Linked DNA regions of Mus musculus: regions 1, 2, 3, 5, 6 and 7 are each linked to region 4. The links are chromatin loops, found by intact Hi-C in ENCODE. Cell type or tissue: heart. All regions are shown on one strand. Each heading gives the region's core, and the rest is flanking DNA. Links, peaks and the distances in the headings are about the cores only. Region 1 overlaps Tgfbr3 (transforming growth factor, beta receptor III). Region 2 overlaps Tgfbr3 (transforming growth factor, beta receptor III). Region 3 overlaps Tgfbr3 (transforming growth factor, beta receptor III). Region 4 overlaps Tgfbr3 (transforming growth factor, beta receptor III). Region 5 overlaps Tgfbr3 (transforming growth factor, beta receptor III). Region 6 overlaps Tgfbr3 (transforming growth factor, beta receptor III). Region 7 has its middle 35 kb from the start of Gm33371.

The links. Hi-C counts contacts between places; a loop is a spot of excess contacts. Peaks named below come from ENCODE experiments on the same cell type or tissue, not always from the same donor. Only the 100,000 strongest peaks of a DNase experiment are listed, where the experiment ranks them.
Region 1: a loop joins it to region 4, with 2.6 times the contacts of the local background. A loop is called at or near these places in 6 of 42 quality-filtered maps.
Region 2: a loop joins it to region 4, with 2.5 times the contacts of the local background. A loop is called at or near these places in 6 of 42 quality-filtered maps.
Region 3: it touches region 4 in a loop (3-fold over the local background); 9 of 42 quality-filtered maps call a loop at or near these places.
Region 5: it touches region 4 in a loop (7-fold over the local background); 8 of 42 quality-filtered maps call a loop at or near these places.
Region 6: it touches region 4 in a loop (3-fold over the local background); 12 of 42 quality-filtered maps call a loop at or near these places.
Region 7: a loop joins it to region 4, with 1.9 times the contacts of the local background. A loop is called at or near these places in 5 of 42 quality-filtered maps.

What each region holds. Positions count from the first base shown.
Region 1 is chr5:107,118,926-107,123,378 of GRCm38, forward strand. Tgfbr3 (transforming growth factor, beta receptor III) reads right to left here. Exons shown (of 17, transcript NM_011578.4): 15 at 2,435-2,482. Among named protein-coding and RNA genes, the nearest start is that of Gm42146, 27 kb to the left of the region's middle. In heart, for the core only: no CTCF peak of the experiment used is centred there; DNase peaks (open chromatin) are centred at 1,916, 2,366 and 3,876; H3K27ac peaks cover 2,312 bases.
Region 2 is chr5:107,232,023-107,236,475 of GRCm38, forward strand. All of the region lies in intron 2 of Tgfbr3 (transforming growth factor, beta receptor III), which reads right to left. Among named protein-coding and RNA genes, the nearest start is that of Tgfbr3, 55 kb to the right of the region's middle. In heart, for the core only: no CTCF peak of the experiment used is centred there; a DNase peak (open chromatin) is centred at 2,119; H3K27ac peaks cover 2,514 bases.
Region 3 is chr5:107,166,244-107,170,696 of GRCm38, forward strand. All of the region lies in intron 4 of Tgfbr3 (transforming growth factor, beta receptor III), which reads right to left. Among named protein-coding and RNA genes, the nearest start is that of Gm42146, 74 kb to the left of the region's middle. In heart, for the core only: no CTCF peak of the experiment used is centred there; DNase peaks (open chromatin) are centred at 588 and 1,878; H3K27ac peaks cover 1,252 bases.
Region 4 is chr5:107,284,724-107,289,176 of GRCm38, forward strand. The region is part of intron 1 of Tgfbr3 (transforming growth factor, beta receptor III); the gene reads right to left. Among named protein-coding and RNA genes, the nearest start is that of Tgfbr3, 2.7 kb to the right of the region's middle. In heart, for the core only: a CTCF peak has its summit at 2,665 (motif pointing left); DNase peaks (open chromatin) are centred at 3,018 and 3,918; H3K4me3 peaks cover 1,836 bases; H3K27ac peaks cover 1,205 bases.
Region 5 is chr5:107,143,985-107,148,437 of GRCm38, forward strand. Tgfbr3 (transforming growth factor, beta receptor III) reads right to left here. Exons shown (of 17, transcript NM_011578.4): 7 at 4,042-4,189. Among named protein-coding and RNA genes, the nearest start is that of Gm42146, 52 kb to the left of the region's middle. In heart, for the core only: no CTCF peak of the experiment used is centred there; a DNase peak (open chromatin) is centred at 2,327; H3K27ac peaks cover 724 bases.
Region 6 is chr5:107,149,362-107,153,814 of GRCm38, forward strand. It overlaps Tgfbr3 (transforming growth factor, beta receptor III), which reads right to left. Exons shown (of 17, transcript NM_011578.4): 6 at 429-597. Among named protein-coding and RNA genes, the nearest start is that of Gm42146, 57 kb to the left of the region's middle. In heart, for the core only: no CTCF peak of the experiment used is centred there; DNase peaks (open chromatin) are centred at 1,740 and 2,210.
Region 7 is chr5:107,008,298-107,012,750 of GRCm38, forward strand. No RefSeq gene overlaps it. Among named protein-coding and RNA genes, the nearest start is that of Gm33371, 35 kb to the right of the region's middle. In heart, for the core only: a CTCF peak has its summit at 1,847 (motif pointing right); no DNase peak of the experiment used is centred there; H3K27ac peaks cover 1,160 bases.

The sequences.
Region 1 (4,453 bases), core at 302-4,301, 170 kb before region 4:
CCCAACTGGGGTCATCTGCAAGAGCAACAAGTGCTCTTAATCACTGAGCCACCTCCCCAGCCCCCCAAAATGTCATTTTAAAAAATAAGATTTATAAATGCCGTGATACTTTAAATCTGTGGTCTGAGAACCTCGGTAACGTGAAAAGTCACAAGTTACAATACTTTAGACGGTAAAGAACCAGGAGTGCACGGCCTTAGTCCCGGCACTCGGGATACAGAGCAGGCAGATCAAGATGAGTTCACGACCAGCCCCGTCTATACAGTGAGCTCCAGGCCAACCGAAGCTACACAGTGAGACCCCATCTTTTAAAAAAAAGTAAACTTCCCACTATCAAAATCAGCCTTGTTGCTTCTTCCTTGGGTGGTTGTAAGCAATGAGGCTCACCGTAGCCTTAGCGGACTCTGAAGTGTTTTTGAGAACACTTATAGAGTCAGAAAGATGAGAGGGGAAGAGAACAGAACAGAATGAATTATTCTTGTGCATTAGAACACACCTCAGAGTTCACAGTAAGCCCCAGCCTTAATCCTCATGAGCAGCCTCGCTCTAAACAACCTGCTCTTTGACGCCTTTCCAACTCTGCTCTTTCTGTGAAGAAAATTACTTCTCGTGGGTGCCACGTCAGTTTTACAGTCAGCAAAACATGTAAAAGAACTAATTGTTCCTCTACTTGGCAAAGTTGGTTTTTTTTTTTTGTTTGTTTGAAATTGACTTCAGCTCTCAGAAATTGGATATTTTCTTTCATTCAAGACTAAGTATCTTTGAGTTAGGACTAGTTTGTAAAGAAGTGTTTGGTAAGATAAAAGTCTGTCTTAATATATACACACACATACACACACAGACACGTTAGTGTGTGTGTAATTTTTTTAAATTGAAGGTACAAGTTTTCTCCGTGTCACAATTTCTTCTTTTACTCCATTCAGAAGCAACCCTAACTGAAAGCTCTAGAAATGAAACCTCTGCGCTTTTGAACTCATACCAACACAAAAGATTCAGCCATAGGCAAAGGTGGCCCCTGAGTACCCAAAGCCATTCGAAGGCTTTTGTTTAGTATTGCCCTATGGAAGGCGTCCCGAAGGACCCAAGCTCTTCCAGCTGCATGCCTGCTGGTGTGTTCATTTACATTCTGGAATAAGGAGGGTGTCTCCACCCACCAGAGGCAGGAGGTGACACAAGATGAGTCAGTCTGACAGAGAGGCAGTCCTGGGAAGGAACACAGAACGAGAAACCAGGAAGAGCCTGGTGGAAGTTACAATGGCAGGTCAACCCTTCAGGCCACGAAGCTTAATCTAGTCCATGGGACAGATACAAAGAGGTGCTGAACCATCAGGGTTAGGGTTATGCCTACAAATGCAAAGATAGCGTGCTCCTAAGTCTTTTAGTAAAAACATCCTGAAATTCCAAAGACAGAGATGTCACTTATGAAAATAAGCCCAGTGGGTCTGTTACTGAGTTTGTGGTTCTCCATTATTCCATAATCTCCTGGAAATAAGTCACTTAGAAGAACATAAAAAGGGCTTTCTATAAAAGTACTATAAAGAGTGATTTGTATAAAGCACTCTTGAGACAGAGATGGGCGAATCTCTGAGTTTGAGGCCAGCCTGGTCTACAGAGTGAGTTCCAGGATAGCCAGGGCCACACAGAGAAACCCTGTCTCGAAAAAAAAACAAAAAAACAACAAACCAAAAAATAAAAATTAAAAAAATAAAGAAAAGAAAAAAAAAAGAAAGTTAAAGAAAAGAATACTATGTATGTCTTGCGGTCAGCAATGGGAACAAGTCCTGGGAGTCTCCAGGAAGAAAACAATACAGACTATCCTCACAGGGACATATCATCTAGAACTCTGGGTGGATGGCAAGACGCCAAGGTGGAGTCCTGCTTCTGTGCCAATGATAACCATGGAAACTCACTTCAATAATATACAAAATGATAACCACCTACATGACTCCCAACTCATTGCCCTGTACCAATGGTGCTGAACACCGGTATGCTCTTACTCTCCCTAGCTCTCTCCATCCCTTGACCTAAAAATAGTCTTGAATGTGTGGTGCTGAGTTCCTCTCAGCAGGTAACCACCACAGGCAGAATTTGAAGCAAACACTCCAGATTGGATGACAGGGAAAAAACAAAAAACCCACAAATAATTAACTTGGTAAAGTGAGGCTGTAGCCTTCCCACTCTGGCTACATGTGTCAGTGGGTCAGCAAATTAAGGTTTTCATGCAGCGAAGGTAGAGACCGCAGGAATAGGAAGGGAGGGGGGTGAAGGAAGGACAGGGGAAGGGAAAAGGAACGCATGAGAGGAAAGGAAGAGGAAGTGGGCAGGACTGCCCAGTACTCCTTATCAGCTCAGCTTGGCACGACTTCTTCCCGAACCAGCACATTCTTAGAAAAGGCCAGAGGCTTTGCCTGGAAATAGTTGCATAAAGACTTACGTGGAGGAGGAGGAACCGGACTGGACTCCTTCATGTTTGGAACATTTTCTGAAACAAAAGCATAAGTCACAATGCATTCCACTGACGTAAGGGATCATCGGGCTCAGCAGAGCAGACGTTTTTCTATTTGTTTGTGTGTGTGTGTGTAATCCTATGGGGGTGCTACTGGAGGCTAGTATTGGATTCCCTGGAGCTAGAATTATAAGTTGTGGGCCACCTGACTTGGGTGCTGGGTGCTAACCTCTGGTTCTCTAGAAGGGCACCCAGCTCTCTTAACTGCTGCGCCATCTCTCCAGCCCCATCTTAATAAATACTTTGTGAAACCGCTACCAGTATTCCTCTTTACATATCAAAAGTCCATCTCAGAAAAGTTAGGCACTGTAGTTTGCTAATGAGAGATTACAGAGAAGGAAAGCCAAAGGCACCCGAATCTAAGGGCTCTGAGTCTGACTGCGCGCATGTATTCATCTCATTATCTATACAAGGGTTCAATACCGACAAAAACCGTGCATCTCCAATACAGTCACAACACTGTTCCCGCTTTTAAACATTCTCTTAATAATTTACAGCTTTCAGCTGGGCATAGCGGCAGGTGTCTTTAATCCTAGCACTCAGGAGGTAGAGGCAGGTGTGTTCGAGGCTAAGCCTGGTCTACATAGAGACCAGGGTTTCAGGACAGCCAGTACCACATAGTGAGACCCTGTCTCATAAAAACAACCACCACCACCATCTACTGCTGTTGTAACTTCTCTACTTAACCACACGGTTAGGTTTGGCTTCGCTATTGGTGTTACCAGATTCATTCTCTTCTCAGCATATTCCAAATGTTTTCTCCTACTGGGTCCCCTCACAGTGAACTCCCGAGACCCCCAGGGACTCTCCTTTGTATACATAGAAAAACAAGTGCGGTCTGCTTCCAATGAAACATAGTATCTCCTCTCCTTTCCCAGGTCCTGACGCTGGTGGCTCCTCCTTCTTTAAGGTTTGCACAGGCTCATTCAATTACACTTATAAACTAATTCCTGCTGTGCTGGCCCTGGTCTCTCCACATTGCTCATCCCCCTTTCCTGTTACATGGGCTGCATCCTAACACGCTAGAGTGCCAGGCAGTGTGGAGGTTCCCAGCGTTTCTTTTTGTCCAGCCTTCAGGAGAAGCTGGGACTTGGACTTCTAGAGGTGCCTGGTGACAGGTGCTTAAAATGCTGACACCCTTTTGGAAAATGGTGGAAACAAGAAATAAGATGACAAAAAGTTTAGGTGCGTCAATAATTCTGTAGCTTCGCAGTCGTAGAAGGCCACAGATCCGAGAGGTTTTATATGATGCTAAACCCTGTTGAGGCAGGCAGAGAAAGAATTTGCAATTACTACTTTACAAATGAGTGTGGTCTGAGACTCTGATATCCTGTGACCTGCCCAAGATCACAGCTGGGAAGCATCAGGGCCAAGGGCTGAGCCACAATTTCTGACTCTTGCCTCCAGGCTACAGAGGAGTGCAAGTCCTTGCCCTCAGCTGGGGAAGTCCTGCCTTAGTAACTACTGTTACTTAGTAACTGCTGTTACACAGGGCTTGTTGCTCTCCACAGTGAGATGGGCTTAAACCAGGGTGCCGACACTGTGGCCTGGGATGGGAAATTGCAATTTGAAATGATTTATTTAAAGAAAGCAAAAGAAGAAGAATATTGCATGAGGTGAAAATTACATGAAATTCAAGTTTGTTCCATAAGCACAGTGCCCTATGATCTGAGCACTTGAGGCAAGGGCTGGATATGTCCCAAACCAAATGTATTATCTCTCTGCCTTTCCTAGAAAAAGGGTGAAGAACCTGTGGTTCAGGCTCCACCTTTCTCTTCAGAGTTTAAACATGGTCTGTGCTCAGTGTCTCTCCGTTTCAGCTCCTTCATTCAATAAAGACACACTTTTCATTCATAGCAAAACAACTCTGACAAAAAAGAATTTGTGGAGTTTAGACCAAAATTATGCAAGCTGGCCTTATTAAATTAAAAACAAATAATAAGGTTG
Region 2 (4,453 bases), core at 143-4,142, 53 kb before region 4:
TTGTTCACGGTGTTCATTGAGACAGGGTCTTTCGGTTGGGTTGCGCCCAGAGCTCTACAGCTAACCTTCTAGCCAGCTTGCCCCAGGGATCTGCTCCTGCCTCTGAGTGATGGAACAGTCCTTCTGTGGGTTCCGGGGATCACCTCTCTAGCTCTCGCCTGCAGACTCTTATCATCCTGCCCTCTCACCTGCACTGGGCATGAAGTTGGGCTGAACACACATTGCATAGTGTATTCTTTTATACCTAGACTTGTTAACATTCTTCCTGTGTAGTTAAGAAAACACACAGACAACCAAGGTGGCTGGCACACAGCTATAAGGTCAGAATCCTTTGTCCTGGATTAAATGATCATCTTCTATCTATCTATCTATCTATCTATCTATCTATCTATCTATTTATCTATCTCCCTATTATTTTTCCTTTTTGGTTGTACTGAGTATTGTACCCAGGGCCTTGTGAATGCGAGGGAAACACTCTACCACTGAGCTATCGTCCCAGCCCTAGCAGATGTTCATCTCATCACTCAGCCCACCTGAGTATTTTATGGAACCTCTTTCACCTTATGTTCTGAAAATCATTACAGAATGTGGTTCCCATTTACTGGGCTCAGATGAAACTCTTCACCGGCACAGTAAACATCAACAGTGACATGAAGTATTTAAGACCATCAGTATCCATATTCTTCATGTAAGTATGATATAAAATACTTACCCCTCCCCCAAATCAAACTGAGAGCTTGACTCTAAAATGATCATTTTTAATTGTTCTCACATAATGGATATTCTTAGTAAAACAAATGTCTTAATGTTACCACGTGTGATTTATCTAGCGCCTCAGCATCTCCTGTTTCTAAAACAGCTAGAAATATAACAGATGCTAACTGTGGTTCAGCGTCACAAGAGACTCTGGTCTAGCTAAGGATTCTCACACTCGCCACGCAGCCTCTAGTTAGCACATTGGCTTTGCAGTAAGAGCAGTCCTTTGAATTCTGCCTTGCGCTTTGGTCGCTGTCTCAGCTGAGGTGAGGTTGGAGGGAAGACACCATGACAGTCATCTCCAGCCACCTAACAGTCTGACGGTACTTTTATAAGGGCTTATTCATTTATTCATATTTTGCCCATGTTGGGGATCAAACTTGGGGGATGTGTGTGTGTGTGAATGTATGCATATATGTGTGCATGAGAAGAGAGACCAGGGGTCAAACCTGGATATTATTCCTCAGGAGCCATTCATCTTGTTTGGGGTTTTGTTGTTATTGGTTTGGTTTGCTTTGTTTCGTTTTTTGAGACAGAATGTCTCTTTGGGACCATGGGCTCACCATCGGGCTAGGCTGTCAGGCCAGTGAGCCCCAGGAATCTACCTGTGTCTGTCTCCCCAGCATGGGGACAGGGAACAAGCATGCACATCATGCCTGACTTTCCACATGGATTCTGGAAACGGAACTTGAGGACTTGTGCTTACGCAACAGCACCTGATGGATTAAAATATCTCCCCAACTGGGACCTTGCACACACGCTAGGCAAAGACTGGCATAAGCTGCATCCTCAGCTAACAACATTTTTACAACCAAGGAATACTGCTCAAAAGTCATGTGATCCATCTTCTGAGATCTGCACTTGACAAACTTTAGAGAATTACAGGCATTAATCCACAGTGACAAATGAGATTCGATGTCCTCTTCCTACCAAGGTCAGCTACAAAGAACACTCTAACCTTGGCAAAGTCAGACAAACAGGAACTCTGGGGTGGGAAGGGGAGGGGTGAGAGAGAGACAGAGAGACAGAGACAGAAAGACAGAGACACGGAGAAACAGAAAGACAGAGATAGAGAGGCAGACAGAGAGACAGAGACAGAGAGACAGAGATGGAGAGACACAGACACACAGAGAGAAACAGAGATGGAGAGACAGACACAGAGAGAGGGGCTGCAAATACTGCTTTTCTTAAGTACCCCTTTAATTTTCAGGCCGGAAAGTTCAGGAATGTCTGTTTGACCTCAGCCACCTTCCTCCTGCTGCCTCTAACGGCTCACTCTATGCAATCCCTGTGGAGACAAGCCTCCAACAGCTCTGGCCTTGCCAGGATAAATTTTGGCTCATGTCCTCCAGCAAGGCCACGAGTCCTCTGAAGGTCAAAATAAATGCGGATTATTTCCAACACGAAAGGAAGTATGTTTTCTGGAACGAGGGCCCCAGCTCAGCCATGAGGATGGTACTGATAACCAGGGGGATGTGTGCTGCCGTGAGCTTAGATCTCTCGGGCCTTTGCAGTAAATACACACTCACCAGTGGCTGCAATGAGCTTGTCGCTAATGATTTAAACTTTAAACTGTGGCATGTAAACTCGTATTCCAGCACTGTCACAGGGAAGGCTTGCTTGACACACTAGTCAAGTTTTTCTCTTTTTGTATTTGAATGAATGTGTTTCCACAAATCCTTGTTGTAGCAAATGACTTCCTTGTGCTGGGAATCCAAAAAGGGAAGATAAGAATCGTAGCAGAGAAAGAGTTTTTCAATGTCTACCTTTCATGAAGGGCTAAAATTCCTTTTATTTCCAAACGCTGAGGCATACAGCTGCCAGCCATCTGCAGGCCTGGATTACAAGCATGATACTCTCTCTCTCTCTCTCTCTCTCTCTCTCTCTCTCTCTCTCTCTCTCTGGTGCAGGAAAACAAAAGGAAATCTCAACTGTAGTTTAAGAAAATGAGTACCAGAGAAATGAAAGGCTGGCCTCAAACTTGCAGCAATCCTCCTGCCTCTTCCTCTCCATCTGCCAGGATGCCCAGTTCCTCCTTTTTCACACGTGTGTAAGTGTGCATGCACACGTATGGATGTGGATGTGAACGTGGAGGTGAGGTCAGCTGTCTTCCCTTGTGACTCTTGCTTTATATGTTGAGGCAAGGCCTTTGTCTCGAACCCAGGGCTTTCTGATTCAACTAGTCCAGCTAGCCTCCTGCTCCAAGGGTCCTGCCTCAACCTCCCAAGCACTGGGCCACCACACCCACCGGGCATCTCCCGAGGTACTAGCGATCTGAACTCGGGTTCTCACATTTGCACAGCACGTACTTTCCCACAGAGCCTTATCCTCAGCCTCTCTCTCTTTTATCCTTCACTATTGCATGTGTGTGTACATGCATAGCTGGCAATCAGGGGACACTATGGCTCCAGTGCTCCCTTTACACCTTCATGTGGGATCTGGGGCCAAACTCGGGTACCAGGCTTGCACAGAGGTCGGTTGCTTTACCTGCTGAGCCATCTTTCCAGTCACTTTCAGTCCTTTTTGCTCTACACACGCCTCGTTGTTTTCTGGTTTCATTTTGTACACAGCATGGCTGGAAGTTAGTATTTCAGATTCCCCACAGACCTGCAGTCCACTTGTGGGTTCAAGCAAACACCAGGCCTTACCAAAGCAAAGCTTCTGTCCCTCCCCCTCCACCATACCCTATACCACCATAGAGGAAGGTCCTGGGTGGCCTTGGAGGTGTGAGGTGTAGTGCTAGGCACACAGTTAGCATTTGAAGTTTCAAATCACAGCAACCAGAGGCACAGAACCAGGGCAGACACACCCAGGCTGGTAGTTTATAGCATGGGATGGTTCTGGCTTCTATTCCCAGCATGCGTCACCTACAAGCTAGTTAAACTTAAAAAACCACCATTTTCAGTGGTAACTGGGAAAGAGTTCCCAGGAAACAGGACTAAGAAGACTCTAGCAGTTGTCCGCAGATCTCCTGTTTTTCAACAGTTTTCATTTCCTCTTCCAAACCTGTCTAAAAACTGCTCTTACCAAAGGAACCGATGGCTATTTCCTGTCCTTGATGGACAGTGCCAAAGACTGGTAAGGAGGAGACACAAAGGAGGACCCCCAGTTACCCTCTCCTTCCTATGCATCTGTGTATGTCTCTGGCCCTTAACAGATACTTACAGAATGATCAGAGATACAGGGAGACAGGATCTGTGGTAGAGAAGAGAGCAAAGCCTTAACTCCCAGGGGCACATTTTCAGCCAGTCCTATTTACAACAATAACAGCGTGTGTCATCAAAAAGCTGAAAATCACCCTGTTTGGGTAAAGGTGCTGCCACTCCCTGATCACTGAATGAATGTATCTATTCAGTCTCTCTGACCCACATTCAGAAGGCAAGGTAGCTATGACCAGTGCAGGCTTCTCTCCGACTGACTTGTTATTAACATGCCTACTGGCTGACAGATGCCAGAGAGACGGTTGGCTGCACTGTCCAGAATAGCATCCTGCTGCTAGCTTGAACCACCCTAGGGAATCTGACAGCGCAGCCAGGGCACCCTTGAACAAGCCTCTTCCTCACTCCTAAGGCAACAGCGCCTGGGACTCTGACAGTGACAGGATAACCCTGGAAGAGTCTAGGGCTGTTTCCCCTACTTTACAATTTCTTGGTATGAAGCACTAGCTTCGAGACTGGGAGATGGCTCAGTAGATAAA
Region 3 (4,453 bases), core at 322-4,321, 120 kb before region 4:
TACAGATTCTATCCCACGATAAGATGATTTCTAAGCCAGAAAACTAGATGACAAGGATCGGAGATGCAAAACCTACATTGTCTCAAGCAAAGTGGACAGTTTGTGTGTACCCAGAAAGGAGCTGAGCCATGCTGCAGCCATTCCCTGAAACGGGTTGTGAGGTAGCTTTGGGAGCTGTCCCACAACATCACCATCTGCACCCAGGCACAGCCTAAAAGTTTCACATCAGCATCCCAGAGCCTCCTGGGAGAGTTTTTCCTCTCCTCTCATTATATGAAAATAAAACATTCTGTAACTTCCCTTAACAAAACACTCATTTTTTCTTACCAAATAGCTCTCCGGAGGTTGTCCACTATGTTACCCACAGCCCCAGAGATTAACCTTTGACATCAATGCCGGTGCCTGGGAAGGGCAGATGCATTACGTCACCAGATTAGCTTTATTCCAGAGCTCTAAAGAACCTCCTTGGACTATGCAAGGAAAACCAATCTTCTGTTCAGTGTACTCAAGTTTGTTTAACCTCAATTTGTTGAATGAAAGCGAGGCCTTCACAGGGCTGGGGCCGTGCCTACACACAGACATGACACAACACACCAAGTAGAGCCAGGAAAAGTCCACACTGGGTGAGTCCTCCTGGACAGGATGTCTCGCTTAGGAAACTACAAGAGGGCAAACCAGGGCTCTGGGCCACTCATCTACGCTGCAGTCACCACCCTCCCCAACCTGTCAGGACAAAAGCTTCTACAAGCCCTCTCTGGACCAGGTTTACCAGCTGAAACTGGACTCTCTCCAACGTTCTAAGTGCCACAGTGACATTTAGGAGAGGCTCTCTTACCACAAAGGGGCAGAAACTCAATTCTAGGAAATATGGTAGTTGACTGACCCCAGCTCCTGAAAGGCTCAATCCCCATATAATTACATCTCTGAGGGACAAGCCACAAAACCAACAGATAAGCGGCCTCTTGAGAAGAAACGCATGGTACACAACCACTTGGAATCTCCTCGGGACACAGTGAGTCATTCGGCCAGAGATACTGAAAAGAACCACCACGAATCTGGAAGTGTTTATTTAATCTGCCTTCAAGAGAGAATTTATTTGGGGAAAGACTTCACTGAATGGTGCAGTCAGGTCCCTAGGACACAGGGGTGACACCTCTAGCCTGGTGGGAAGCTCCGTTTGTTTACAGTTCCCTAAGCCATCTGCCTACATGCTCCTCAGAGTCCACCTCCCGGAAGCTGCTACCTCGTCTGCACAGGCAAGAGGGCAAGTCTCATTTTCTCCAACTTCTGGGATCTAAACAACGGTACATTTTTACACTGAACCTCAACTCCCAATTTTCTAGCTAGCTCTGCGAGCGAGCGGTAGAAAGCTCTCTGAACGTAGGTGACTCACCCTTCCCTGTCAATCCCTGGGTCATTTTCCTCAAGCACTCGGGCAGAAAAAACGGATGCTGAATCGGTGAACAGTTCATACGAAGGACATCATAGAAGGTTTGCTAACTTTGTGGGCTCTCAAGTATGGGGCAGAGCTGCCAAAGGATGTTAGAAAGATTTTGTTTTTTAATGCAAAACCATAGAACCCAGGAGTTTTTTCAATTTGTTTATTTTTAAGTTCCCTCCTCCACATGCAAGCTTGACTGAGTTATTCCCAGAGCATTTTTGGACACACTAACCCTCGGTTACACATTGCTTGGCTTGGAAAGGTAACAGCTGCGCATGTGTCCTGTTAGGTGGCGCATGCGCCTTATTAGGCTGACTCCCCCCAGTGCGGCCCTGAGCTCACATCTGGGGCTGCTTAACAACTGATTGGAAATTTAGCCTTTTGATTTCCAGTTAAATACTAGGCACAGGAAAACAAATAGCACTTGTTTTCACCGAGTCTTGTCAGGCATCCAAAATGCAGTGCAAATCAGAGAACTGCCTGTGGTTTGGTGGCAGAGGTCCAAAATACTTGGCCTCCCCGCCCCCTCCAGTTTAAGGAAAAGGAGTAAGCCAGATTTTGGCAATAAGGATTTTTCAGTCACCCTTCCCCCTTCTTTGGACACGCAGAGCTGTTTTTTAAATATTCAGTGTGTTCCTGGTATTAATTTACATTTTTCATTAGGATTAAGTTTTGATTTGTTTTTAAGCCAAAGCCAAAGAATAAAGTTCGGTTTTCCTCACTTATTCCAACTGCCATGCCTTGGTATTTACTCAGATTTGCTGAGGAGGGCAGGGTTCATATTGCTATCTTCTGTTTCCAATTAAATTAGGATATAGTTATCTAGCAGCCGCATTATCAAAGCATAAGAGTTAAAAAAAAAAAAAAAAAAAAACTTGAGGGAACTCGGAAGATCAGCTTAATCCAAATAATCCAAAGTCTTTATCTGTGATGGGGGAACTGAGCCCGGGGTAGCACAACCATGCGCCCTGATGCACAACTCCTTAGTGCTGGAGCCAGAACTAGAACCCATGCTGGGGAGATTAAGCCAAAAACAAAAACCTGGGTTACCAGAAAAAAATACAGGACACCAAATTAAACTTGAACTGTAGCTAAAGAATGTATGGATTTTGTTAGTGTAATTATGTCTAAAATATTGCACAGGCATACTTAAGCAAATTTATTTATCTGAAACTCAACTTGAACTAGAAACCTGCATTTTTATATGTCAAACCCTGGTCACTGTGCTGTGAGACCAACATCTGCCCTGTCCTATCCCCATCTGGCTGCCAAAGATATCCACATTTCTTTCCTGATTTAATGATAAAATGGCTGGGAAAAAAGAAATCACAGGACAGAAACCCATAGAGTATAACACTGGAAGCAGCCGCTTCTTCCCGGAGACTTTCCTAGTCTTAGGCATCCTCATTTCCCCGCTTTAAGTAGACTACAAAACAGCTAACTCTCAAATGGATAGGCCAGACCAGACACTTTATGCTGTTAAGAATCAGTCACTAGGGCCTGTCTGTCTGTACCTGTCTGTCTCTCTCTTTCTCATTTAAATTTATTATTGTTGTTGTTATTTTATTATTTTACTTTTAAAGACAAGATCTCACTATGAGGCAGCCTGGCCAGGAATTCTGGATCTTTTTACTTCTGCCTCCAAAGTGCTGGGATTTCAGGAACATATCACAACATGAGGCTGCCAGGCTCTCATCTTGAAAATTTCTTATGTAGATTATGAGCTTGAAGGGGGAAAAGAACTTGGGTTTGGCATACAAAGCAAGGCTTGAAATGACCCTAACATTAATAATTATGTTTTATATATATGTATATATGTATGCATGTGTGTGTATAATATGTATGTATCATATATAATATTTATATATAATATAAAAGTGAGGTTTTAAATGACCCTACTAATAGTAATTATAATGATATGTAGAATATTTATAAGTGACATTTAATAGCACAATAATCACTTACAACAACAGAATAATAATCATTAGTAGGGCAAGACACATGTATGAAAGTCAGAGGACAACTCTGTGGCCTTAGCTCTTGCCACTCACCTTCTGTGAGTTTTAGGGATCAAATTCCGTGCAGATCCTTGTACATCAGGTGTCTTTAACCCCCTGAGCCACCTTGTTGCCCACAAGATGAAAACAAACAAAAAAACCCCACCACAGTTAGGGACAAGGAGTAAAGTAAAAATATGCTAGATTTTAGGAAATCTAGTTTGGAGCGGAGACTGTAGTTTATTTAGCACCTGAGTCCATGCTCAGGGTACACGAGGTCCTGGCTCAGCTCCCAGCACTGCCTGAGTCCTGTTCACTGAGTGACACTGTCAGTCCAGATGTGCTCGGAACCCAGGGCTGTGCATACACCAAATCACCCCTCTACCACAGAGCAACACCCCCAGCTCTTGCACTGATCCCAGCAAAGAAGACTGCAGCAGATTTGTTTCCTAGCAGTTTTAGGGATGACGTACCAGCGATATAGGCTTTAAGTAATATACCAGAGTTATCACATTTTTTTCAGTTCAATGCTTTTAATATATTATCAGCATGTTCTATGCTCACCACTACACACTTCCTCTACAGTTGTCTTCTATGAAACCTCACACAGTGGTCAGTAGTGAGTCCACACCCTCCCATCCCCCACATGCCCCTGGCCATGGCTTCTAGTCTCTATAGATCGTAACCTGGGAATTTCAGGCAAACAGAACCATATAATATGCAGCCTTTTGTATCACATGAAACTTCACAGTCAAAAGATAGTATGGCTCTTGCATTGCTTTTACCTATCAGGTGATGGACGTCTGGGTTGTTTCTGTGGCTGTTTGCTGTTACAAGTAACTTTGTTTTGGACATTTGTGGGCAGGAACCTTGGGTATGAAGGACTGTTATATTCCCACCAGCAAAGTATGAATCTTTTGATTTCTCTATATCCTGTCAATCTTGTTATATTCTCTCTGTTTTGTCACATAGGTGGTCAGTGCTGTGATTGGTGGATTTTCCCTCATGCTCTGTA
Region 4 (4,453 bases), core at 228-4,227:
TTATCCATTTTCCTAAAGTAAACAGAAGTTTGGTACTAATCTAACTTAATTTCAATGATTATTCTGGTGACAATCTGACATTAAATTTGAAATAAAAATGAAACTTGCTCACATTTACACATCACTTAGAGTCCTTTCCCCAGATTTGGAAAAGCTTTTGTTTTTTGTTTTTGTTTTGGGGGATTTTTTTTTCCCATGACAGGGTCCATGTAGCCCAGGCTGGCTTCAGACTCACTATGGATTGTAAGCTGATTTGGAATTCCTGATTTTCCTGCCTCTACCTCCCAAGGGCTGAAGTGAGAGGTATGGTCCACTACGCTTGGCTGAAAGAAATTTCAACACACAGCAGTTGCTGACACAAATACCAGATAGCAATACTGTGCACACTAATGCACATATGCACACCCTATACAATACTCATTGGCAGGTGCATTAGGGTGGCCTACAGATGTGTTTCTGGGGCTCTCCTCCAGTCTTTCCTTCTTAAATACAAGCCTTATAAGTAGTTGTTAGCCTATTTAAATCTCCATCTTTCGTCCGAAAAAAATTAAGGAAAAACTGTAAAATAAGGCCCACAAGAGTAGCCCCAAAGAGAATTTATACAAATGCTGAGTCAAACCCAAAATATTACATTTCTTGGCTGAGAGATCTGGAGATCCAAATAACTGGACCTCTCCCTAAGGTTTCGGGGGGGGGGGGCGGGGGGGGAGGCTGAGGAGGAGAGCAGGCACGCTTAGAAATACATGTTAAACCTTAGCAAGGACTTTGTAAATGGAGCAAGTAAGTCAATTAACAAGTAAATGTGTGATTTCAAAGGCTATAACAACAAGAAATCCAGAGCCCAGAAAATGGACCCAGATCATTTTAGCAGTTTTTCCAAGTGGTGTTTGGTTTATTTCAGCCTGACTAGAAACTGAACAAATTAGCAACAGTTTGCGTTTTTACAAAATGCTGCAAAGAAGCATTGCTAACACTTCACACTTGAGACTGAAGACAGGGAAACCAAAGAACTTCCTGTGCCAGGTGTGTGTGTTCTACTGATGCAGACACCTCACGGAATCTCTTACTCACCGATGCTCCTGTAGGGATAACTTTCGGGGTGTGGGAGTGTAGCTCAGAGACCTGGTGCTCGCCTCGTATGCATAAGACCCTTGACTCAAACCCTAGCACTTCAAAATAATAGGAATAGTAGTTATTCTTATAATCTATGCTCACCCTCACATTCTTAACTGGCCACTCTCCTAAGGCAGTGAAAGAGAACATCTAAGTTAAAAATCTCTAAAACCATGAACCTAACCAGTTACGTAAATTTCAAAAACTAGTTAAAAGATTTTTTAATGTGGAAAAATGCAATGTTTGACAGTTTAAGGAACTGACTGAAATAGCTATTAAAATCATTATTTAAAATAGGGACCTCGGATGCCTAGACACACCAGATACCTGTACTCATGCAGAATATGGCTTTGAACTATTGACATACAAATTGAACACCCCTGACCCAAAATCTAACATCCAAAGCGTCTCCAAATCTATAACTTTTTCAGCACAAGGCTGACAAGTGGAAAATTCCACCCGATGTCATATAACTAGCTGAACTCAAGACACAGATACACTAAAAACATTGTACGAAACTACCTTTATGTTTTCAGATATATATTGCACACAAATTATGTTTAGACCCAGTTCCCTCTCCCAGGAGATCATTATGCACATCAGATATTCCAAAGTCTGAACAAATCCAAAGCCCTTTTACTCACAAGCATTTTATTTTTTTGAGACAAGGTTTCACTGTGCGTGTAGCCCTGGCTGTCCTAGAACTGGCTCTGCAGAGCAGGCTGGCCTCCAACTCACAGAGATCCTCCTGCCTCTGCTTCCTGAGTGCCCGGCACCCCCAAACACTTTTGATGAGGGAACTCACACTGAATTAAAACATACATGTCTGTCGGGCAGTGGTGGCACATGCCTTTAATCCCAGCACTTGGGAGGCAGAGGGAGGCGGATTTCTGAGTTTGAGGCCAGCCTGGTCTACAGAGTGAGTTCCAGGACAGCCAGGGCTACAGAGAAACTCTGTCTCGAAAAACCAAAACAAACAAACAAAAAAACAAAACAAAACAAAACAAAAAACAAAAATGTCTGCAGCATGTTCAGCTCTATAAAAGGGACACAGGATAACGGGCTCCCTTACATGAGGAAAATGCTAATGAAAGATGATGATGACAGTACTGAGTCCGTCAGCCTCCTCAAGAATGAGTTCGTGCATTCAGTTTTATAAATGAGACAATGGGAGTCATTACTAAAGGACTCTCAAATGAATCTCTTTAGATTGCCACTTCTAAATAACCTAAAGTGCTATTCAAACAACACAAAATCTTACAGACATACCTCTCAAGGAAAAGCAAACTAGAAGGAGGGGGGGGGAACCCTGTGATTTGTATTTAAATATTTACCTAGTCACTACAGGTTCTAGACACACATTTAACATTCAGGCCCGGAACTCAAGATCATCCCACTTTTAACCAGTTGGAATTAATCGTAAAGCAACTTAGTTACTGTACTAGATAAAGCTACAATAATTTCCATTTCTGAAATATATGCTACACACAGTACAAACAGGTCTAGATGTCAGCAGGACATCAATAATATGCTGTGCGCCCCCTGCTGGCTAGTGTTTAAAATAACAATGAATTTCTCAAGGCATAGGCCTTTGAAGTGCTGGGGTTCAAAACTCAGTTGATGACTTTATTGTTTTTTAATGTACATATCTTAATCAACAGTTAAGCAAAGGTGGTGTGGGGTGGCCAGATTCCATCACAATAGGGGACGTTTAAAGCTGACAACAATGTCAAGAGAAAAAAGTATGCCTAAGCCTTGAAATGCTAAACAATGCAGAATTAAAGCCAAAAGCAGAGAACATCAAGAAACAGAGCAACATCCTCTTGCTGAGACAATGGCATGAAATCAAGTCGTCTTTAATAGCCCTTCAGGGGGTAAGAATTATTTCCCTGCCTCCTGTGCCAGCCTCAAGCTGTTTCCTAAGGAAGCCAAGCGGCCTTGATCAACAATGTCTGGTGGATTAATAAAAGTAATGAAGAATAAAGATTGAAATTAACACGAGTCAGAGTTCTATTTATAATTATTTGGACCCAGACTCAGAGAAGCTGGATTCTGGCTCCTGCAAAGTACATACGTATATGATCCTCTAAATTAATCACAGATAATTTGTATCTGTGTTTCAAAAGATGTATTCAACTCAGACAGGAAGCTGGGTGAGAACAGAGGGCCAAGGACTTAGGGCCCATGGATCTTACCACACTTTCCGCCATGACTGACCGAGGCAGCTCTTGGGTTAAAAGTAACAGAAAGCTCTATGTGACCTTGGACAAGTAACTTTGCCTCTAGCTGCTGGAGTCTAGCATATATGATCTGTAAAATGGGTCCACTAAAATCACTTTGAACCAGAGTTGACGTAGTCTTTAAGCCCTGACAGGAACTAGCTGGAGTTGCTGGAGATACTGACATACAGGGAGGGATCAATATATTCCCGTTTTAGTACCCCAAAAGGACCTGCTGAGCTCTCCCTAAAATTACCCGCTACAATCTAAAGGGCCATTCCCTGGATATTAAAGGATCCCGATATGGGTTTTTTTGCGTGTTGGTACCCTCCCAAACCGCTCACTTCTTCGAAGAAAGAAGAAATTTTAAATTGGCTGGTTCTTTATCTCAGTCTGACACTCACGGGATGCCTATCCTCGCGGCTCTCCTGTCACAGCAGGGCGCAGCACGAGGCGCTAACACCTGTGCTGCGCTCCGCACGGTCCCAGTCAGAAACATCTGTGCACTCCTCCAAACCGCACAGCCACCTTGGGGGACCGTGTCCTCCCAGTTCACGGTTAGCGAGTAGGGCAACTGTTTGCACCAACACCTAAGCCGTGATACTTGCGGCTTGTCACTCCAGCTGTCTGCACTCCTATCCGGTGCGGGAAGGTGGGACAAATGCCCCAATAAGCCCAACTCTACAAGCGGATTCCTCTAGCAACATCCAAGAGTTTCAAGTTTGTCCCAACCAAGTTCACAAATCGTAGGGAGCCTCTACCATCAGCGGGAGCGCCACAAGGTTAACCCGGGAGCGTCCTTCACAGCGTTTTCGGGACTGACTCCCCGAGCCAGGGCGCGGCCAGCGGGGACCCAGGACTGGCGTTGGCGCGCGAGTCCCGCGGCCGCGGCCTCTGCTACCCATCATGGTCGAGTGCCCACCCACGCTGTCACGCGCCAGGAGCGCAGTGGCCTGCAGCCCCGCACGGGACTAGGAAACCGTGGAGAGGAAGAGCGAAAGCGGGTGTGGGGAACTCCTCCCCGGCGCTGCCCACCCGGGACCGCAGCGGATCCCGGTTCCGCTCAGCGTCAACCCTGCGGGACCAAAGCCAGGTCCCAGCCTCGGGGTCCTGGATGGCCA
Region 5 (4,453 bases), core at 161-4,160, 140 kb before region 4:
GCATGCAAAGAAAAGGGAGTGAGAACTGAATCCTGCCACCATCTGTAAGCCAGGTTATAGACCGACAGGCATTAGCTCTTACTCACATTCAGAGGAAACTCCTAAAGGAAGAAGGAGAAGAAGAAGAGAGAGAGAAGGGAAGAGAGAGGGAGAGAGGAAGGGAGAGAAGGAAAGAGAGGGCTGTAGGCGAAGGAAAGGGAGAGAGAAAGGGAGAGAGCGAAAGAAAAGAAGAGAAAGAAAGAGATAGGGAGAAGGGGGAGGGAGAGAGAGGGAAATGGGATTGAAAATGGAATGAGATAAAGAGGAATCGGGGCTGAAGTAGTAAGAGCCAGCAGCTCTCAGAGCTTCACTCAGCCAGCCTGCTGAGGTGCAGCATCTCCCAGCCCTTCAAAGCAGCATGTGTTTTGACTGGCTGGAACCGCAACCTTGGCCTAAACAATACTGCCTGGCCTCATCTGCCCTAGACTTTCATGTTGTCAGACAGCTGAGAAAATACCGTATTTCCAGAATCTCATCATCGCAATGGCCACCTGTTCTGCTGCACCAGGACAGAATAATCTCTTCACGCCTTTCCACATTAAACACAGGAGCTGTCTGTGTGATTCACGTTAATTGTGGCTTGGAACTGAAAAGATCAGACATCACTCTGCACTAGGAGAGCAGCAGGATGACGGGAGGCAAGCTGGTTCTCAGCATTGAGTAAATCCCTCATTTCTGTGTTCCTAGGACTCTCCAGACTTTCCCAACGTAGTGCAGCTAAGGGGGTGCTCAAAGGACGTTTCCCCTAATACCACCACCATTATCTTCAGCCCCATTTTGTGAACTAGTAGCTGGGTTGGGTGGAAGGGGCTCTGCCTCCCCCCCCCCCACCCCCATGCCTTTGAAACAATGGTGAAGAGAAGGGCTTAACGGAGAATAGTGTGCTGAGGATCTGCACACTGGGCCTTTAAACTAGCATCGTTTCTAAGAGTAGGCTCCATCAAAGAATACAAGAGAAAACTTAGCTTTTAAGTTTATTATGATTTCATCCTTGTGTGTGTGTGTGTGTGCACATGTGGAGCTTGAAGGACCATTTGCAGGAGCTGGCCCTCTCCTTCCACCAAGTGCATACCAGGGACAAAGCTCTGGTCCTTAGATTAGGCAGCAGGTGCCTTTACCCACTTAGCCATCTCTCTGGCCCATAAGAGGAAGCCTCTAAGAAGCCTCCTCCTCTTTTCTGTTCTGAGGTTCTCCCTGCTGTAGAAGTGACTGGGCCACGTCCACAGGGAGGACCTGCGGAAGGGGCCAGAGCCACACTGCAGTGTTGCTGCTGATCTTGTTGCATAGCCTTCCTATCTCTCTGATCACTTCCCACTGCCGCCTATGCTGTGCCTCTAACAAACCCACACACAGCCATGCGGGTGTGCTGCTGGCATTACTCTTTCAGGGTCTTATGAACTTTGGTAGCTCTCCTGTTTTCACCTTGGTTAATGAAGCCCTTTGAGTTTCCTGTGGACAAATTCTTCAAGGGAGTGCTTATGGAAGAAAGGTGAGTCTTTGTACAACAGGTCTGTGATAGACCTTCACATGTATTTTCCTAAGTTAGTCTTCCTTTAATACAGGAGCTAGGTTCTACCATTGCTCCACTAGTGAGAAAGAAGCTGTGATGCACAGACTGGGTAACACACGGAGCTGAGAATGCTCCATGTACCTGTGTGCTTTAAAAAGACCCCATATGCCCTTAACAAGTACTTGCTGGGTGGTTGAATGAGCTTAGCTAAACCCCACAATGAGTGAGTGCTGTCACTGTCCCATTTCACAGTTACACCATGTTCAGTCGTACTGTCCGCCATGAACTGGCAGCTGGAGATGGTACCTGAATCTAGCTTTGTGTGGTTGAGTCAGAGTCCTTTACTCTTCACATGTAACCATATTGTCTGTAAAGGGAAGACCATTTCTCTCTTCCTAAGCTGCAACCTAAACTTTTGTCTTAGCATGTACCTGTTCCTCATAGCACAGCTCACATCTGGGACAGGGAGTTAGAAGTCAAAGAGCCTGAAACTGACTGGGGAATAAAAGATCATCATGAAACATTACCTAATTGTTTAGCAATGTTGTCATGTATTGTCCAGGACTGGCCTGGAACAGGAGTGCAGCCAGAGAGAGGAATATAAACAGATCTTGTTTGGGATGATGGCCGATCTTATTCCTCGTCTTTCTTAGTCTCTCTGATTCCTCTGACAGACAGGGACATTCAAGCAAAGCCCAGGACCACTGTGGTCCAGGCACGTGCATGCAGGGACAGCAGAGCCGCCAGTCAGAGCTAAGTACATACAAACTCCAGCAGGGAGTTAAAGTGCACCGCATGTTTTCTGCCTTTCAAGGCATGATTCCCTTTCCTGTTTTTGTTATTCTGAAACTAAAAACAGTTGGCCGGCGTGCCAGGCAGCAAAGGCAGCAGACACTCCAGGTCGCCACCACCCCTTACGCCATGCCAAGGGAAGGCAATCAAAATATCTGTGACCTTGGAAAATCACGGCAAGGCTTTGCACTCAGTACCAGCCTCATGCATCACTACTACATTTGATGGATTATTTGGACTGTTTCAAAGTCGAAGTAAATTAATAATAATAATAATATAAAAATCCCTAGGAACAAGGAAAAAGCATTTTAAATTAAGATGTGCTCCTGGCTTTGTCTGCTCCTCTGGGAGCTCACCTAAGTGACTGGACTTGTAGGGAACTGTTGGTTTTGCTCACTGCTGATCACATGGAAGGTGCTGTGAGCAAAAGGACAGAGATCACATGGAAGGTGCAGTGGGCAGAGGAATGCTGAACCAACACAACTCGACTCTCCTAAATTCCAAACATCTACAATCCATTTTAGCTGTTAACAAAGATGGTCAATTAACACACATTAAAAATTTGACTCTTACAAAAGAGATGCCAAGGAGATCTCTCTCTCTCTCTCTCTCTCTCTCTCTCACACACACACACACACACACACACCACACTTTGCTCCAATATTATGCCAAATCGGGTTGTTTTTTCCCCCTAATTATATCTGAGATGAGCTTGGTTTTACCAAACTTTCATCAACTTTTCAACATGAACCTTTGCCTTAGCCTGTCAGCCTGCAAGGCCCCTCACAGAAGCTTTGGGAAGCTATGTTAGAGGTAAGCTGGTTACCATGAAAGGATCATGTGTAGTGCATATACATGTGTGTGAGCAGGGTGCACATATGTGTTTGTGGAGGTGGGAAGTCAACATCAGGTGTTTTCTTGAATCTTTATCTGCTTCTCTCACTGAACCAGGAGCTCACCAAGCCAGCTAGGCTGAATGGACAGCAACTGAGCTCACAGGGTTCTTTTGTCTTCCACACTCCAGCCCTGGGATTACAGCTTGCAGGATAAAGTCATTTACTGAGTGAGTACCAACCCCCATCCCATCCCATCCCATCCCATCCCATCCCATCCCATCCCATCCCATGCCACCCTCACTCCCCACCCCCTCCATATACACACAGAGCCCAGAGTTACTTTTCTGTCAGAGTATTACTCCTGGAAGTTGGATGCAAGCCAGATTCACCCAACATCACATATTTATCTCAACAGGGAAGTCTACAGCATGGGCTGGGGTCAGCTTGGTTTTCCTTCCTCCCTATGCACCTGGTTCCAGACTGTGACACTGACCCCCTAAAGAATATGCAGACATGAAAATGTTCATTGCTTCATGTTTACTAAGACTAGAAAGTACACTAACTCATGTCAGAACTTTCATAATGAGGTAACTGGAGTTCAGAGAGCTTTAAGAACTTGTCCAAGGCCATAATTTTTAAGTAATAGAGCCAAGACTCAAACCCAAGTCCACAATGTTCCCTAGGGCCATGTTTTAGCCATGACATTGACTGTCCAGCAGAAGAAACCAAGTATAGGCTGCAGAGTGAAAACTAACAGAGAGCTTAGAAAGTTCAAAGAGGCAGAACCTTTGCAAAAATAACACACACAACCACAGTTTAAGTTATTGCTGTTTAACAAGACCAAGAAATGAGCAACCAACTTACAATAACTTTCAAGTTTCCCTTGACGTCAAAAGACTTGATCACCCAGTTGACAGATTTTTTGCACTTCAAGATCAGGACGAGGTTTTTGACCACCTCAGGATCCTCTCGAGCAGGTCGTATGTCAATTATTATATCCACCTGGAAGGTGCTGTGTGTGAAAACCAAAGGCAAAGTCAAGACCGGAGCCAGAAGGCTGCCACTGCTCCAAGCCTCGTGTTTCCAGTGTCTGGCCAGTTGATTAAAATGCTGGCGTGGATCCCAGGCAAATGACATGTGCAAAACAGATTGCTGTTGCACGCTGAACAAAACGGGTTTACATAACAATAGGATCGCAGGCCTGATGCTAATTAGCTGTGTTTCTCCTCTAGAGAGGGGGAGGGAGGAAGGCTCCTCAATGCTTCCTCAGTTAAAG
Region 6 (4,453 bases), core at 180-4,179, 140 kb before region 4:
AGGCATATTAAAATGGTAACTGTGGTAGATAATAAGGCTACTCTGTAACTCTAATTACATCACTGTTTCAACAGTGATGATGTCCGTCAAAGGAGATAGCAAAGGAGAACCATTATCTTAAAAATTAAACCCAGAAGTTAAGAAGGGGCTTCAAGAACTCTCTGGCATATATATCTTTACAACCAGGTGATAATGCAAACCACGTCACCATGCTGAGTGCCGTCCTCCTCTTCTGTGATCCACGCCTGCCTGAAGCATGGCTGCTTCCCTCTCTCCAAATAAAGTGAGCTGCTCCCCGCTCTCACCCTCATATCAGGGGAGAACAGATCTTTACTTTCATCTCTTCTCAGGTTATAACACACACATACGCACACACACATGTACATACATGCAGACATGGGTGCACTTGAGTGCACAGGCGTGCTCACCTGTAAGGATTGGAGTTGGGGGAGATTAACTCAATGATATGCACTTCCTTCTCGTGGGGCTGACTGGCCAGGACACAACCTTCGGCGGCTTTGGGTTGAAGGTACTCCGCAAGGTAATTGAGCGAGAGAAAATTTTTCCCTATGTTACACGTGGGAGGGAACACTTGATCTGAAAGTAAAGACAGGGCACTGGGGTCAAATCGGGGAGTTTATGGGACCAGGAGGGAAGGAAAGAGGTGGTAGTGTGACCGAGGCTAAGTCTGAACCAGAAGCCACGAGCCCAAAGGGTCCTCATCTGTGGCCTCGGCTACTGCTCAGCCATGCCTTCTACCTTGGCTACCAGGGGCCTTCTGCTGGCCAGTGCTAGTGGCTTCTTCTTTGCCTACACCCACTCCTTTCTTGCCCCTGTTCATCTCCTCTGACCCCTGCTGTGTCCTACTCTTTTTCACTAGAGTGGTCCTCTGTCTTTGATCCAGGACAGAACCACCTCTTAGGACTCTGTCCCTCAGAATCTGATTCAGGGGATCATGTGGGACACGGACATCTTTCCTTTCTGAGGCTCTGTAGTTAATGTCAGCCAAGCCCAAGACTCCCAGCCCTGAGCTGGGGAGTGTAGATCCGTTGGTAACATGTTTGCCTAGCGTGCAATATGCCCTGGGGTCCATATTCAGTATCGTGTAAAAGGTTCTGCAGCGTACACCTGTAATCTCAGCACTCAGGAGGTGGAAGCGAGGAAAATTAGAAATTTACAAGCATCCTTAGCTACATAGCAAGTCTGAGGGCAGCCTGGACTACAGACCTTATCTCAAAAAACAAAACAGCAACAAAGATATACAGCTATGAGAAAAAAAAATGACATCATGGCATATACAGGGAAATGTATGCAGCTGGAAACCTATGTTAGGCTAAATAATCAAGACTCAGAATCTCAATCCTCCCTTTGTCTATTTTCTATAGATAACCTCACTCACTCCTGTGCGCCTAGACCACAGCTCCTCCCCTGGGCTGCAGACTTAAGACTGTCATCTGTCTACCAGAAGGTCCCGACCTAGCCAGTATTTTCATGAGCACTGGCAACATTGAATCCATTTTTAATCCTATAGGCTTCTCCTTGGGCACTTGCAGCTTTGATACAAGTAGCTATTGGTTCTCTGGCCCGCAGATCTTTTTCCCACTTTCACGGTGCTTTTATAAATACCACTGCCTGAGGACTGCTCACCACTTCCACAAGGGAAAAGATATCCCAGCCCCAAGACTCTGAAGACACTCCCCCGTGACACATGCTGTTTACAGAGCACTACACCTGATGGGATTTCCATCTTGTGGCTTAAATGTTTAAGCAGAACCCGAGTGAAGTTGCTGGCACAGTGACAACTGGGACCGGTGTCCAGGAAGTTTTAGGGGAAGCCAGATTTTCAGAAGGGGAATGAACCAGACCTGGCATTTTGGTGAGACAGGCTTGTGTCTTTTAAATTTTAACGACGGGGTGCTGGGGGTTCACCTCCACATGGAAGCCTCACCTAAAAACAGGGGATGAGCTTTTAAGATTCTAAGGCTGGGCTGACACTGCCCTCCCCAACCCTGCACAACTCACACTCTGGCACCGCAGCTCCAACCACTGCAATATCCCCAGAGCACCTCAGAGCAGGCGGCACTACAGTAGTTAATATGGCCCCTGCTTGTGTGATTGCTGCAAGAGAGCATTGGCTCAAGCACCCTGCATTCTTTTTTGCAAACCTCCTCCAAGGAAACAGCCCACAGCTTAACAATTCAGGCTTTGGAGCGGCCCTCCTCCACATCTGCTAAGGGCTTTTCCAGATGTGCAGATGAAGAATGTGTACTTCACAGCTGCAGCCCTGTGATGCCTCCCCCAACCCCCACCCAGTTCACAAGACAGAAAATGATATCAGGCTGCAGGGCTGAAATCTAATTGAGAATCAGGAGATGTATATGGGCCAGAAGACTCAAGAGACTAGGACCCTCCTGGGACTGTGGCTTGCAGTTCCTACCCAGGTGCACCCAGCATGCAGCTGGCACATAATAGACACACCGTATAGGCTTCTTGAGTCCACTAACGACGATGTAAAATTTGAGACAAATAGACAAAGATTTCCCCAGGTTGGTGAGCTGCTCGGGAAAGTTTAACTGTCTAAAAGCTGTGATTATTAAGGGTTCCAGTCCCACATGCCACTGCAACCAAGCTGAAGGAGCTGATCACATTTTATGGCACGGAGTCTCTCAGCTCAAGTGCCTTTCCACATGGTTGGTGTAAAAACTTATACCAAGTGCCAAGTAGAAAGGGAACCACAGGCAGGTGATCTGCAGGTAGAAACCTCTTAAGCTTGGTAGGGATGGTGAGAGCAGCAATGAGCCTTGGAAGTCATGCAAAGGCTCCATTTCCTGCCGTGAAGGCCTATGCTCTAAGACATGGTGCTCAGATTAGAGCCAGCAGCTTTCACTCCGCTCCTTCACTCTGTCGATAGTAAGTACCAGCACCTGGATGGCTCATGGAAACACACTTTGCTGACCCCATCCCCGTTTCTAATTTAGCTGGCCAGGACTGAGCCACAGATGGTATTTCCAACAAGGTGCTCAGTAACAGTGATGTTCCTGACACGGTCGGTCGTCACACTCTCAGAACCAGTGCGGTTTGAGCAAGGAGACACTCGTGGCTAGGGTCCCTATTTGGAAAGCTAATCAGTCACCCTGATGCAAGGTGATCGTTGTTAACGTTGTTCGGGGTCTACAAGTTGAACAGAACAGTAGTGTTCCTCTCTCCCCGAGACTGTTCCCTTCTGTGACATGGACCAGTGACTTGGACCCAACTGATGGCTGGAGTCAAGTTTTAGGGGATGCTAGGGATACTCAAGGAGCCGACCAGTTTTTACTTGACTGGGCATCAGATGTTTTACTTGTGCTTCTTCTCGGTGGAGCTCGGTTACTTGAGTGTTGCAGATCCTAGGGGCAGGTGACATCTGTGCTATACACACTGTCAAGGAAACAGGGTCCAACATTCCACATGCTTCCACCCCAAATTTCCTTGTTCTAACAATCCAAGAACTGTTATCCCTCCATCCCTTCATGCTACTAGATTCTGCTTCAGAAAGACAGGGTGCTTGGCTTACAGCCTTTATTAAGATATGTTTAAAAATCTCTTTGGCACGATGAGGCCTGACTACCACAAGAATCTAGGAACAAACTTAGGCTGTTCAAACCCCATTCTCCTCTAAAACCCTCCTCAGGTCAGTGGGCACGTTCTGATCAGCAGCTCACTTTCATTCTGGGCATGTGCTTACGAGGCTAAGACTTTAAGCACAACATCAGGTCACAGCGTTAGACACAGGAGTGAGGAAGTCTACAGTTGAGAACCGGCTCTCCCACTTTCTAGTAATGTGGATCAGAGTACACCCACTTACCCCTCCCCTAAACTCTGTATAGAATAACAGAAACAATGCCCCCTTCTTGGACATGTGACAACTCCTGATATGTATCTGCATGTAGTCAACACACCAATGGTGACTCACCATTTACACACCAATGGTGGCTTACTTTACACACCAATGGTGGCTTACCTTTACACATCAATAGTGACTCACCTTTACACACCAATGATGGCCCATTTTTACTTTCAACCAGCCCAGACCCAAGATGGGGGACCAAGCATTCAAAAGCCCCTAACCCCCGCATGACATCTAGGGAAGAAGTGACAGCCGACTGTCAGATTCAAGGGAGCAGCAGAAGAGCAGTACTATTTACACAGCTGATGTCAGCAGGTCCCGTTGACTTTTGAAGGTGGGTGGAGTCCCAAATATTCCCAACTAAAACTGATTTTAAAATGCTTTTAGCAAACAGGCTTTCAAAATTGAGTTGTTGGAAATTTTACCTTTCTGCAAGGCACAGAACTTAAAATGGTCTGTCTCTTACCCAAAGCATGTAGTTCCTTTTATCAGGAACTTGTCCTTGTAGCAAGCATTAGCACTAAAAATGTACTTGAATACTTTCCCCTCTGTTAATGACTAAAATTT
Region 7 (4,453 bases), core at 152-4,151, 280 kb before region 4:
TTTATTAAAGCTCAAAGCACACATTGCATCACACACAATAATAATAACACCCCACTCTCATCAATGGGCAGATCCTGGAAACAGAAACTAAACAGAGACACAGTGAAACTAACAGAAGTTATAAAACAAATGGATTTAACAGATATCTACAGAATATTTTATCCTAAAACAAAAGGATATACCTTTTTCTCAGCACCTCATTGCACCTTCTCCAAAACTGACCATATAATCAGTCACAAAACAGGTCTCATCAGATACAAGAAGATTGAAATAATCCCATGCATCCTATCCGATCACCATGGACTAAGGCTGGTCTTAAATACCAAGAAAAACAACATAAAGCCTACATATACATGGTATCTGAACAACTCTCTACTCAATGATAAATCGGTCAAGGAAGAAATAAAGAAAGAAAATAAAGACTTTTTAGAATTTAATGAAAATGCAAGCACATCTTACCAAAACTTATGGGACACAATGAAAGCTGTCCTAAAAGGAAAACTCATAGCTCTGAGAGCCTCCAAAAAGAAACTAGAGGGAGCACACACTAGCAGCTTGACAGCACTCCTAAAAGCTCTAGAGCAAAAGGAAGCAAACTCACCCAAGAGTGGTAGATGACAGACAGGAAATAGTCAAACTCAGGGCTGAACTCAACCAAGTGGAAACAAAAAGAACTATACAAAGAGTCAACCAAACCAGGAGCTGCTAGTTCTCTGAGGAAATCAACAAGATAGATAAACCCTTAGCCAGACTAACCAGAGGGCACAGAGACAGTACCCAAATTAATAAAATCAGAAACAAAAAGGAAGACACAACAATGGAAACCGAGGAAATTTTTTAAAAATCATCAGATCCCACTACAAAAGCCTATATTCAACAAAACTGGAAAACCTGGAGGAAATGGACAATTTTCTAGACAGATACCAAATACCAAAGTTAAAGCAGGATCAGATAAATCATGTAAACAGTCCCATCATTAAAAGTCTCCCAACTGAAAAAAGCCCAGGACCAGATAGATGGTTTTAATGCAGAATTCTATCAGACCTTCAAAGAAGACCTAAATACCAATACTATTCAAACTATTCCATAAAATAGAAACAGAAGGAACACTACCCAGTTTATTCTATGAAGCCACAGTTACGCTGCATATTCTCCCTCAGAGATGAAATGGTTTCTGTCTAATTAGGAACTTTACACAATTTCCTTTCATAGAGGTCTTCATAAGAGATCTTTTTCTACTTCTATCATGTTTAATGTTCCAATTAGACTTTAAAAACTACTGAGTGCATATTACTTTTAGCGGCAGAAGATATGTATATTTAAGAGGCATTTAACTATTATAAAACTATTTTGATAACTTAAAAAATGTCAATACTGAGTTGTATACTTTAAAATAAAATTTAATTAGAAAAATTTGAATTTTCATACCTGGCTTATGTTTTCTGAGTAGAAATTGGTACCGCTTTCCTCACTTGACACACGTTGTGAGAACTTACATGAAATGTCTGTGGAGCACTCGGTAGGGTGGTTGGCACATAGTAGGCACTCAGCTGTTGCTTCTTAGATTTATTACTGGGTGTGATGGTGTATGCCAATAGCTCCAGAACATGGGGTGCTGAGGCAGGAGGATCCTAAGTTGGAGGCCAGCCTGAATTACACCATGTGTGGCCTCTGAGCTTCCTGGGACCAGACTGCCTCAGGCCTGTCTGGTATGTACAACTCTCTCTGTCTCTCTCTGTCTTTGTTTCTGTGTGTGTCTCTCTCCCCCTGTCATATTTATTGTTTTTATTTATGTGTGGATGTTTGCTTTGCCTACAGGCACCTCTGTGCACCATGTGCATGCAATGCCCAACGAGGACAGAAGAGGGTGTCGGATCTCCCCTGGGACTGGAATGACTGATGGTTGTATATAAAATAAAAATAAAATGAAAAAAAAAAAAAGCCAGCTACCAGGTGGCCATTCCACTGTGCATTTCCATACGTGCTCACTACTGGGCAGATTCTGTGTTTGTTTCTAGAGCAGAGAGAGGGTTCCCTCTCTCTCTGTTGCACAAAACCCAAGTTCTAACCACAAATACACAATCAGGAACAAAATAGAGATCATCCTGTCAACGTGTCTGCCTTCAGAGTGTAAGAAAATAAGTGAGGTTTTGTGTGAAATTAATTCTGCAATGGGCAGGCTCCTTGGAGGAAGTAACGGTGTGTCTGGGAGGTCAACCATTTCTCCCTTCCTGGGTGGGGCAGGAAAACAAACATGACAGCTTCCAAGGGATGAAGCAAGTGGCCTAGACAGGACCACCAGCAAGTGAGGAACCTTGACCTCTGACAGACAAGCCCTACGGTATCCTCCAGGTTCTCCTGTCATGTCCAAGATACCAGCCCAGTCCTAGTCACCATGGTCTGAACCAGCCTCAGGAAAGGCAGATAGGGTCTGAGTCCCTAGATGCTACCACAGCAGAACTGTTAGTAGCCAGCTTGAAAGTCAGGCATCAAACCGTGTCAAAATGAGGGAAGTCTAATATACAAAGCTCTGAGATATAGTAGAAACAGTGTTTCAAATGGGCTGTGTATGGCGAGGAGGTAGAATGCTTGCCTGGTATCCATGAGGGTTTGGGTTTAACTCCCACCACTGTGAAGAGAAAAAAAAAAACAGCCTCCCTCTTCTGCTAGGTACGGTGATCCTGCTCAAGGCCTTCAATCCTAGCACTTGGAAGGCTGAAGCAGGAGGTTGACACAAATGAACAAAGTAGGGTGTGGATGTTCTTGTTTGTAATCCAAGTATTTAGCAGCCTGAGACAAGATAATCGTCAAGATTACCAAAGTCTGATGCTGATGTCCAGACCAACCTGGGTTGCAGTGTGACAGCCTGTCTCATAAAACAATGACAAGATGATTAATAACAACAACAACAACAACAACAATAATAATAATAATAATAATAATAATAATAATCCACTGCATTTTATGAGACAGTGGAGACCATTGGGGGAAGCAGGTAACTGAGAGAGGAACCTCAGGTTGTGGCAGAAATCCCCTCCCCCACATGGACCAACCCCTGCATCATATGTCAGAGCATGAGACACCAGTGCCAGGAGATTCAGTCCTACAGGGTCCGAGCCTTTGAGCAAGGCTGGAGAGATGGGTCAGCGGTTACAAGTGCTGACTGCTCTTGAGATCTGCGTTTGAGATCCAGGAACCACACCATCGCTCACAGCCCTCTGTAACTCCAGTCCCAGGGGATCCAACACCTGCTTCTGGACTCTCCTGGCACCAGGCAGGCACACAGTGCCAGACAAACACCCGAGAATATTAAATAATTCATTTTAAAGAGCTATGAGCAAAGCCAATGTTCTCCTCCCCTGAACTGGGTCTCACTGCAGAGTCGGGCCAGGGAGGTATCATGGTTTCTCTCCTGTGTGGTATTCTTTTCTAACAGCTCTATCAGAAGTTAAAGAAACAAATACAAACAAAAGGAATTGGAAAAACTGCCACCAGTTTCCTCTTCTAATCCTGCCTCTTAAGAGTCAGACAACACCAGCAGCCCTGGGGGAGTTGAAAAGGGGCGGTCTACTGTGGCAGGGTGTGTGTGTGTGTGTGTGTGTGTGTGTGTGTGTGTGTGTGTGTATCACAGATGCTCAGATAGTACAACTGTCTTCCACAATCCACACAGAGCCCATTACCAAGCAGGGATCTCAGCTCTGCAACAAGACAGAGAAGATGCATTTTACTTGAGGAAGTTAGAGAAAAGATGATAGCTCTGCTGAGCTGGTCTGTGCAAGACAATGAAATTAAACCAGTCATAGGGAGCCTGAAGGCACTGATGTTCAGAGGTGAGAGGGGCTGACGAAAGCCAGACCCTGCGCAGCTGGAGTGAAGGCCCGGAAGCAGGCAGGTCCTGGGTTTGGAGCTCAGGACTTGGGCTGTGGTCAGAGCCTTGCCAGTACAGGCCAGCACCTGGTGCTCTCAAAGCCTAGTGTAGAAGGAAGCCAGCCTCACAGAGCCCGGTTTAGGGCAGAAGTTACTTCCTCCAGGCCTTGCCCTGGCACTAGAGGTTCCTAGCATCCCAGTCTTCAGCCCTATGGAAAAGCACACGTTTAAATTCCCTGATGCAGGTAATGTTCAGAAACAGACCTGTCAGTGTCACGCCAGAGTCACACCCACAGTCATTCGCTGCTCTGAAGTGGAAAAGCAGGCTCTGACTCCAAGCTGCCTGGCGGCCAAGGAATGACAGCAAGGCACAGCGCGAGAGGGAGGGAGCACAGCACAGAGTCCACAGGCAGAATGCAAAGAGGACTGCAGACATTTACTCCTTTGTCCCCAGGACTGGCTACCCTCACTGTTGCTTCAGAGCCTGGTGTCTTCAACAGTGTTGCCTCAAAGAAATACACCATGCGTGTACTTTGTAATTTTTACAAAAAGGTAAAAAGTTGAAATACTTGGAATTAGCTTTGAT